Linked DNA regions of Homo sapiens: region 1 is linked to region 2. Evidence: chromatin loops called from intact Hi-C (ENCODE). Cell type or tissue: tibial artery. All regions are shown on one strand. Links, peaks and the distances in the headings refer to the core of each region. The heading gives the core; the rest is flanking DNA. Region 1 overlaps TNFRSF1A (TNF receptor superfamily member 1A). Region 2 overlaps LTBR (lymphotoxin beta receptor).

The links. Peaks named below come from ENCODE experiments on the same cell type or tissue, not always from the same donor. Only the 100,000 strongest peaks of a DNase experiment are listed, where the experiment ranks them.
Region 1: a loop joins it to region 2, with 6 times the contacts of the local background. A loop is called at or near these places in 64 of 110 quality-filtered maps.

The regions. Positions count from the first base shown.
Region 1 is chr12:6,329,850-6,333,263 of GRCh38, forward strand. It overlaps TNFRSF1A (TNF receptor superfamily member 1A), which reads right to left. Exons shown (of 10, transcript NM_001065.4): 5 at 3,220-3,298; 6 at 1,004-1,077; 7 at 749-862; 8 at 418-446; 9 at 1-217. Among named protein-coding and RNA genes, the nearest start is that of TNFRSF1A, 11 kb to the right of the region's middle. RefSeq lists an enhancer at 389-518. In tibial artery, for the core only: no CTCF peak of the experiment used is centred there; no DNase peak of the experiment used is centred there; H3K27ac peaks cover 2,500 bases.
Region 2 is chr12:6,389,325-6,395,635 of GRCh38, forward strand. It overlaps LTBR (lymphotoxin beta receptor), which reads left to right. Exons shown (of 10, transcript NM_002342.3): 9 at 788-1,016; 10 at 1,336-2,242. The coding sequence ends at 1,613. Among named protein-coding and RNA genes, the nearest start is that of LTBR, 8.3 kb to the left of the region's middle. RefSeq lists an enhancer at 1,337-2,149. In tibial artery, for the core only: no CTCF peak of the experiment used is centred there; DNase peaks (open chromatin) are centred at 1,147 and 1,687; H3K27ac peaks cover 58 bases.

The DNA of each region.
Region 1 (3,414 bases), core at 1-2,500, 59 kb before region 2:
GGGCTGTCGCAAGGATGGGGTCAGCCCCCTGATAGGGTGGTGCCACCTCTCTGCGGGGAGCCGCAAAGTTGGGACAGTCACCGGGGGTATAGGTGGAGCTGGAGGTGAAGGTGGAACTGGGCACGGGACTGAAGCCCAGGGTGGGGGTGAAGCCTGGAGTGGGACTGAAGCTTGGGTTTGGGGCCAGGGGCTTAGTAGTAGTTCCTTCAAGCTCCCCCTGAAAGAGAGAAGGTGGCGCAGCATTAGTGCGGCAGCGAAAACCAGCCCCGGCCCTCTTTATTCTACGTGGGGGTTGGGACTTAGAGGGAATGAGGCGAGCCCCCGGAAAGTGAAGGATGATTCCAGGGGATCTGAGCATTAGGCAATTATAAGGAATGGTCAGGGACATTTGGGAGTAACTCTCTCATTTCATCTCACCTCTTTTTCAGGTGTCGATTTCCCACAAACTGAGGAAAAAGAAAGAAAGCATCATAAATTTCACTTCCTCTCTCAGCCCTGGCACCCTGGACTCAGCTGGCAGTGGGGACTTGTGGTGACATGCCTCAGGGCCTATGTGGCCCCAGGGACGAGAGAGCTACTGATGCAGCTCGACATCTCCCCAGCCATCCAGGGCCACCTTCTGCCCAGAGTCCCCAGCGGTATGAACTGAGGGGACACTCCTCACCTCCCTCCACACATGTCCATCGCACCCACCCATGTCCTCCCTCACCCCCACCAGCTCCCTCTCCCTCCCAAAGCCCCCACTCACCAATGGAGTAGAGCTTGGACTTCCACCGTTGGTAGCGATACATTAAACCAATGAAGAGGAGGGATAAAAGGCAAAGACCAAAGAAAATGACCAGGGGCAACAGCACTGTGGTGCCTGCAGACAAAGCAGGTGTTGGTCAGAGGAGCGGGCAGAGGGGGGCCGCAGGGATAGATGGATGGGTGGGATGGATGGACGGGTGGGGGCAAGAAGAGGGAGAGGGCAGGTGAGCATGGGCACCAGGTCACTTCTCCTCACCTGAGTCCTCAGTGCCCTTAACATTCTCAATCTGGGGTAGGCACAACTTCGTGCACTCCAGGCTTTTCTTACAGCTAAAAGAAGAGACGGCACTGGTGAACAGAGGCCCTACCATTGGAGGAACACAGAAAAACAACCACACAGATTGTTGGACATCCTTTCTTTACAAATATTTTTGCTGTCTCTTGATATAATTTGTTTTGGGAACTGATGCAGAAGAATGAAACACAGTTAATCATAGAATCATTTAATTTTAGAATTGGCAGGGATCTTGAAAAGGCTGTGTAGAAAATGTGAAAAGCAGTCAGGGTCAGGGTGTAAATTCCAGTTCATTCCTTGGCTAGCAGTGTGAATCTAGGCAAGCCATTAACCCCCAAGCCTCGGTTTCCTCATCACCACAGGGATCGCCCACCTCTCAGGATTGAGGATTAAGCAAAATCATTATGCCTCATTTAATAAGTGCTTGAGAAGGTAGCCAGCTAGCTGTTATGGGATTGTTGTTTCATCACTGTTTTGCTGATAAGAATCCTTTGGCAAAGAGAGGTTAAAGGGCTTTTTCTTAAATGACACTGCTAGTTACAGTACCTGACTTCGGGGAGTCGGGGTCAAACATGCATGTGAAAAATTTAAAAACACATGTTACTGGGGCAGCCAGAGAGCACCCTGTAGAACTAGCAGATCTTCCATGTTGGGAGTTGTCACTGGACAGTGTGGAGTGATGGGAACTCTATGGGGTGGTGCTGGAAGGAACTTGAGAGAGTGAGTTCCCAGCAGGAAGCTGAAAGCAGGGAGAGGCACTTTAGCCCACCACTCAAGCTCATGGTGAGAACCACATAGAATGGTATAAAAGTGATTTCAAGAAGAGATGAAGCCGGCTGGGTGCAGTGGCTCACGGCTGTAATCCCAGCACTTTGGGAGGCAGAGGCAGGTGGATCACCAGGAGTTTGAGACCAGCCTGACCAAGATGGTGAAACCCCATCTCTACTAAAAATACAAAAATTAGCCAGGCATGGTGGCACGTGCCTGTAATCCCAGCTACTTGGGAGGCTGAAGCAGGAGAATTGCTTGAATCTGGGAGGCAGAGGTTGCAGTGAGCCGAGATCGCGCCACTGCATTCCAGCCTGGGCGACAGAGCAGGACTCTGTGTCAAAAAAAAAAAAAAAAAAAAAAAAGAAGATTAATGGAAAATAAATAGTTTTGTGTCAGACGTGTTGTAGGTTTTGTTTGTTTCTTTGTTTTTGGTTCTCACAAATTCACCAAATGAATGTCATTATGCTTACTTTAAATATAAGAAATCTAAGGCCCAGGCCAGGCGTGGTGGCTCATGCCCGTAATCCTAGCACTTTGGGAGGCTGAGGCGGAAGATCGCTTGAGCCCAGGAGTCCGAGGCCAGCCTGGGCAATATAGTAGGACCCTGTCTCTACAAAAAGTAAAACATTAGCTGGGTGTAGTGGTGTGTGCCTCTAATCCCAGCTACTCAGGAGGCTAAGGCAAGAGGATGGCTTGAGCCCTGGAGGTGGAGGCTGAGCCACGGTTGCACCACTGCACTCCAGCCTGGGTGACAGAGTGAAACCCTGTCTCAAAAAAAAAAAAAAAAAAAAAACACCAAAAGAAAAGTCAGGCTCAGAGATGTTAAGAAACTTGCCCAACGTCACATAGCCAGTAAGTGGCTATGCTGGGGTTCAAACTCTGAGAGCCCTCAGAGTTTATTCTTTGCAAGTGAGTGACAAGAACAGCCTCTGTGGAGCCAGGAGTAAGGAGGCCTGGACAGTGACTAATGAGGAAATACCATATTGCATCAAACCTAAGACGCCATCAAGAATAAAAGGCACTTTTCTTTACATTACTACCCAGACGCAAACAGAGCTGCCAATTCAACCATGATGAGTCACCAGTTATAGGAGGTTTGATTTCAGAGCTATAAGAGTGTATGTCCTAGAACCAATGAGCTATCGTAGATCCAAGAATCTACATATCTGAGTTGGAAGGGCTGCCAGCCCTTGGGGCATGATCTTCCATCCTCAAAGACTTCTTCAGATTTGAAGAGCAAGGGGAAGGACTGCCTGGTGTCTTAACGAAGTGTCTCCTACTCAGCCAGTAGGACCCTGAGCACTCTGGGGCATCCTGGCATCTGTTGCCCAGCTAATGGTTCCCACCAGTCACCCGTCCCAACCCATGCCACCATCCAGTGCCCAGCAGCTCTCAGAGATACTCACTTACTACAGGAGACACACTCGTTTTCTCTTAGAAAGAAACCTGCATGGCAGGTGCACACGGTGTTCTGTTTCTCCTGGCCTGTAGGGAGAAGTGCGGCACAGCTAAAGGAGAAGCGCCTGCACCCCCACCCCACAGGACAGAGGAAGTGACGAGGGACAGGGTGGGGGCGGCCAGAGAGGAGTTGGTTGTCAGAC
Region 2 (6,311 bases), core at 1-2,500:
GCATGCGGTGGGGTGTGGGAACTAAAGAAAGATGAGCCAGCCTGGGCAACACAGCCAGACCCCATCTCTACCCAAAATGTTGTTCCAAGTTAGCCAGGCAGGGCCAGGTGCAGTGGCTCACGCCCAAGCTCCCATCCTGCACGCACAAGCCTGCCCAATCCTGGTCTCTGAACAGGAGGGCACCCGCACCACCCCCAAACATGCCGATCCATGATACATGTAATCCCAGTACTTTGGGAGGCCAAGGCGGGTGGATCACCTGAGGTCAGGGGTTTGAGACCAGCCCGGCCAACATGGCAAAACCCCATCTCTACTAAAAATACAAAAATTAGCTGGGCGTGGTGGCAGGCACCTGTAATCCCAGCTACTCAGGAGGCTGAGGCAGGAGAATTGCTTGAACCGTGGAGGCGGAAGTTGCAGTTGAACTGAGATTATGCCACTGCACTCCAGCCTGGGTGACAGAGTGAGACTCTGTCTCAAAAAAAAAAAAAAAAAAAAGTTAGCCAGACAGTCCCAGCTACTCAGGAGGCTGAGGCTAGAGGATCACTTGAGTCCAAGAGTTCATGAGCCTGCAGTGAGCTATGATTGCACCACTGCACTGTAGCCTGGGTGACAGACCCTGACCCTGTCTGGAAAGAAAGAAAGAGAGAGAGAGAAAGAGAGAGAGAGAGAGAAAGGAAGGAAGGAAAGAAAGAAAGAGAAAGAGAGAAAGAAGAGGGAGGGAGGGAGAGAGAAAAAAGGGTCTGGGGCCCTCATCATTGTTTGGGTCTCCATCTCTTTCCTGCAGGGAGAGGGACCCAATCCTGTAGCTGGAAGCTGGGAGCCTCCGAAGGCCCATCCATACTTCCCTGACTTGGTACAGCCACTGCTACCCATTTCTGGAGATGTTTCCCCAGTATCCACTGGGCTCCCCGCAGCCCCAGTTTTGGAGGCAGGGGTGCCGCAACAGCAGAGTCCTCTGGACCTGACCAGGGAGCCGCAGTTGGAACCCGGGGAGCAGAGCCAGGTGGCCCACGGTGAGCCTGGGGCAGGGAGAAGAGAGGAAGGATGGGGAGGGAGGGATGGCTGGCAGGGAGAGACTGTGGGCCAGATGAAATAAAAAGACCAAAACAGAGGCAGACAGAGACTCCGCTGCCAGTCAGTGTCACAACTAGAGAAGAGGGAAGAGACTGGAAAACCCAGAAGCAGAGAAATGAACACAGAAGCTCAATAAACCAGCAGCAAGCAGGAGAGGGGCGGGGCCAGGGGAAAGGCGAGAAGAAGGCAAGAATTCAAGAAGCAGCGGGCCTGAACTGGGGGCCTTCCTTCCTCAACACTCTGCCTCCCTTCCTACAGGTACCAATGGCATTCATGTCACCGGCGGGTCTATGACTATCACTGGCAACATCTACATCTACAATGGACCAGTACTGGGGGGACCACCGGGTCCTGGAGACCTCCCAGCTACCCCCGAACCTCCATACCCCATTCCCGAAGAGGGGGACCCTGGCCCTCCCGGGCTCTCTACACCCCACCAGGAAGATGGCAAGGCTTGGCACCTAGCGGAGACAGAGCACTGTGGTGCCACACCCTCTAACAGGGGCCCAAGGAACCAATTTATCACCCATGACTGACTGAGTCTGAGAAAAGGCAGAAGAAGGGGGGCACAAGGGCACCTTCTCCCTTGAGGCTGCCCTGCCCACGTGGGATTCACAGGGGCCTGAGTAGGGCCCGGGGAAGCAGAGCCCTAAGGGATTAAGGCTCAGACACCTCTGAGAGCAGGTGGGCACTGGCTGGGTACGGTGCCCTCCACAGGACTCTCCCTACTGCCTGAGCAAACCTGAGGCCTCCCGGCAGACCCACCCACCCCCTGGGGCTGCTCAGCCTCAGGCACGGACAGGGCACATGATACCAACTGCTGCCCACTACGGCACGCCGCACCGGAGCACGGCACCGAGGGAGCCGCCACACGGTCACCTGCAAGGACGTCACGGGCCCCTCTAAAGGATTCGTGGTGCTCATCCCCAAGCTTCAGAGACCCTTTGGGGTTCCACACTTCACGTGGACTGAGGTAGACCCTGCATGAAGATGAAATTATAGGGAGGACGCTCCTTCCCTCCCCTCCTAGAGGAGAGGAAAGGGAGTCATTAACAACTAGGGGGTTGGGTAGGATTCCTAGGTATGGGGAAGAGTTTTGGAAGGGGAGGAAAATGGCAAGTGTATTTATATTGTAACCACATGCAAATAAAAAGAATGGGACCTAGATAATTTATTTTCTTGGGATTTATACAGAAACACTATTCCATGGAGACAATCTCAAAGACAAAGGTCAAGACACTAAAATATAATCCCATAAAGATATTTCAGTGAGGAGCTGGTGAGTATAGTCCAGGTAATAACAGTCTCGTCAGTGATGGCTGACAACGTGCCAGGCAGTGTTCTCAATGCTTTACAGTACTAACTTACTTAATCTTCACAATAACTCCCTAAGGTAGATATGATTCCCATTTAACAAATGAGGAAACTGAGGCACAGAGCGGTAACTTTCCCAATTCAGCTGCAAATGACAAAGCTGGGATTTGCACCTAGTTCGTCTGGCTTTTAGAGGCCTCTTGGGGAAAAAAAAGCCTTCATATACCACGCCCTTCCAGAATTTCTTTGAACGGGTAGAATGGTCTGGCCTTCTCAAATAATCAGATCTCTTGCATGTTCCGCAGGTGTTACTTTTCAGTCAACTCTCAAACATCTAGCCACACGCGAAGTGAAAAATGTTCTCCAAGGTTGATTGAAGGGAAATGTGTGCAATTTTTTTTTTTTTTTTTGAGACAGGATCTAATTCTGTCACTCAGGCTGTTGTGCAGTGGCACTATTATGGCTCATGGCAACCTTGAACTCCTGGCTCAAGGGATCCGCCCACCTCAGCCTCCCAAGTAGCTGGGGCTATAGGTGTGTGCCACGACGCCCAGCTAATTTTTTGTATTTTTAGTAGAGATCAGGTCTCCCTGTGTTGCCCAGGCTGGTCTCGAACTCCTGGGCTCAAGCAATCCTCCTGCCTTGGCCTCTGAACATGCAGTGATTACAGGCGTGAGAGCCACCGTGCCTGACCTGAGGTGTGCACTTTAGACATAAAATGAGAGAGGCCAAGTTCACATTTTGTTGGTGAACAGAAATCTAGGCTGGCCTCCTTTTGGTTCAGAAAGAGTATTTATGATTTTTACTTTTTTGGTTTCTTTTTGTCTTCTTTTATTTTTACCCCCAAAAAGGACTTTAAATCTTCTCAAGCCCTCTTATTAGTAAATGTTTGCCCCTCCCTGCCCCTGAATTCTCTCCTGTGCTCGGTCGAGAGGATCTTAGCTTGCAGGATTGTTAGGGAGCTGCTGCCAGCCGGCTGCTCCTTCCATAAAAGGCCACTCTCATGGGTCTGATATGAGGAACTCTGTCGCTGGAGCTCATCAGGGTGGGGCGGCTGCAAAACACACACCTCAGAAGGCGTCTGATCCAATGGAGTGGATGGGTCATTTAAGGTTGACTGTGAAAATATCACATCCAACTTCCTTTTTTGAAAAGTAAATAATGGTGAGCTGTATCTTTAAATAAAGTTAAATCCTCCTGCCCCTGCAATATGCTGGGGCCAGACCTCATGAATTCTTAATAATTGTTCTAATGTGTTTAGATAAAAAACAAATTTTATACATTTTTTTCAACAAAATAAAAGGAGGAAAATATTTTGAAAGAAATGATGCTGAAGCACAGCCCTTTGTGACACCATTCAAATTTATAATTATACCTGCCTGTATTTTTTTAGAGACAGGGTCTTACTGTGTCGCCCTGGCTTGAGTGCAGTGGTATAATCGTGGCTCATATAGCCTCAGCTCCTAGACTCAAATGATCTTCCTACCTCAGCCTCCCACGTAGCTAGAGCTACAGATGCGTGCCACCACACCTGGCTAATTTTTTTTTAATTTCTTTTTTAAGAAGTGGGGTCTTGCTATGTTGTCCAGGCTGGTCTCAAACTCCTGGGATCAAGTGATCCTCCCACCTCAGCCTCCCAAAGAGCTGAGATTGCAGGCATGAGCCACTGCACCTGGGCTGCCTAAATTAATTTTCTAGGGCCGCCATAACAAAGTACTGCAGACTCGATAGCTTAAGCTGCAGAGATTTATCTTCTCACAGCTCTGGAGGCTGGAAGTCAGAGGTCAACGTGTTGGCAAGGTTGGTGTCCTCTGAGGCCTCTGTCCTTGGCCTGCTAATGGTGGCCTTCCTGCCACCTATGTCTTCACATGGTCTTGCCTTTGTGCATGAGTGTGTCCTAATCTTCTCTTAGTGGATTAGGGCCCATCCTGATGACCTCATTTTAACTTAGTCACCTCTTTAAAGCCCCTGTCTCCAAATAAGGCCCCATTCTGAGGTCCTGGGAGTTAGGGCTTCAGCACGTGGATTTTGGAGGGAGACACAGTTCCACCCACAGCATTACCCATGTCTATTTTGCCAGTGTGGAGTCAGTACAGGCTCCAGGACACATCCACAGAGCACAGGCCACGTAGAGGGGAGCTCCTGTCTACAAGGAAAAGCTGGCAGAAAACCAACAAAGACAGCCTCTTGATGGTGGTCTTCAAAAGATGCAACAGGATGCAATGGCAGTTGACAATGGGGTAACTGTTGGTTGTGAGAACCCTAATCCTCTACCACAGGGAGGAGAAAGCTAACACCAAGTCCAACCCACATCAACACGGGGGTGGGACACCCGTTAGGGGGCCAAGGCTGTAGTCCAGAAGAAAGGTGGATGGAACTGGGGACAGAGCAGTAGCACAGGGAGATGGGGGAGGATGGGGTAATTCAGAATTTCCCTTTTTGAGAGTGGCATCAACACAATGTCAAAGTAGGAGTTCTCCGGCTTCTCTCCTCCCCAACAGAATTTCAACTAGCAACAATCCTGTGGCAAGTTTACCACCCTGAATATCCCAGAACTTGGAGTGAAGCTTTGCATCCCCTGGGATGGCAGAGCCAAGAAAAACCATGAGGACGGTAAGGGGATGGCTGCTTTCTGACCACGCCACTCCTCCCCAAGCCCGCACAGTGCCACACGCAGAGGAGTCCCTGGATGCTCGGTTTCTCCAGTGGACACAGTGGATGGGAGGTGGGCGTTCGGCTTCCCCACCAGTCTGAGACTTCACAGGAGACTCACTCTAGTCTTTTCCCGCAGGAAGCACTGTGAGTACCGGCAGGGTCAGCCCAACAAGGGTCAGTAAGAACTTCCCTTTTCAAAAGATAAAGCGGTTCACATAGACAGCTGTGGTGGACTCTTTCTGCTGCCTGTCCAACAGACTTCTGCACATTTCCTAAGGACAGAACCGCATTTTTGTACTAGAGCAGAGATTCCGTGACATCAGGAGAAGAGGCCCTTCCCCCAATCCCAGGAGCCAATAAACTCATTCTTCTTTGCAATTGTACAATGACATGCACAGGGAAGTCTTCCTTTCCAGGGTATAAAGCACCATTAGGAGAAAGTTTTTGGTTTGCCTTGGCCCTTATTTTTTGTTTTGGGGATTTTGCGTGTGACAACATCACTCCTGAGCTGTGGCAGCCATCTTACCATCATGAGGAAACCGCCACGGGGATAAAAAGCCAGTCCTCTGAGGACCTGGAAGAAAGGACAGAACCTGGCTCCCAAGGCATCACTGAGACCCAAATCAACAGTAAGTAAGCACAGCACCTACTCCTGGGCTTCTTTTTATGAGAGAAAAAAAAAGTTCCCATTTGTGTAAATCATAGTGTTTGGTGTTCCTTTTCTTTTTTAGTTTTAATTGTATTTATTTCCTCTCTTTCGGATGGTTGATTTATTCACATGGGTCAAAATTCAAAAAGTATCAAAGAGTAAACAGTGAAATGTCTCTCTTTCACTCCTATCCCCCAACCACCAAGGTCCCTGCTCTGGAAGCAACCAATGTTACTGTTTCTGATGCTTTTCCAGAGGTAATTTATGCATATTCAAACAAATATATATAAATAGATTCCTTTGCTTTTTTATTTCTACAGATGGTACTACAGTAGTCCCCCCTTGTTTGTTATTTTTTTTTCTTGTTTGTGATTTTGCTTTCCATGGTTTCAGTTATCTGCTGTCAACTGTGGTCCAAAAATATTAAATGGAAAATTCCGGAAAGAAACAATTCATCTGTTTTAAATTGTGCACTGTTCTGAACAGCATGATGAAACCTCAAGCTGTCCTACTGAGACAGAGTAGGGATGGGACTCGGGCCCCACTCGTGCCCTACCAAGAACCTCTATTGTAAGCTGGGGTGGGGGTGTGTGGCCAGTGAGGACCCCAACCAGAC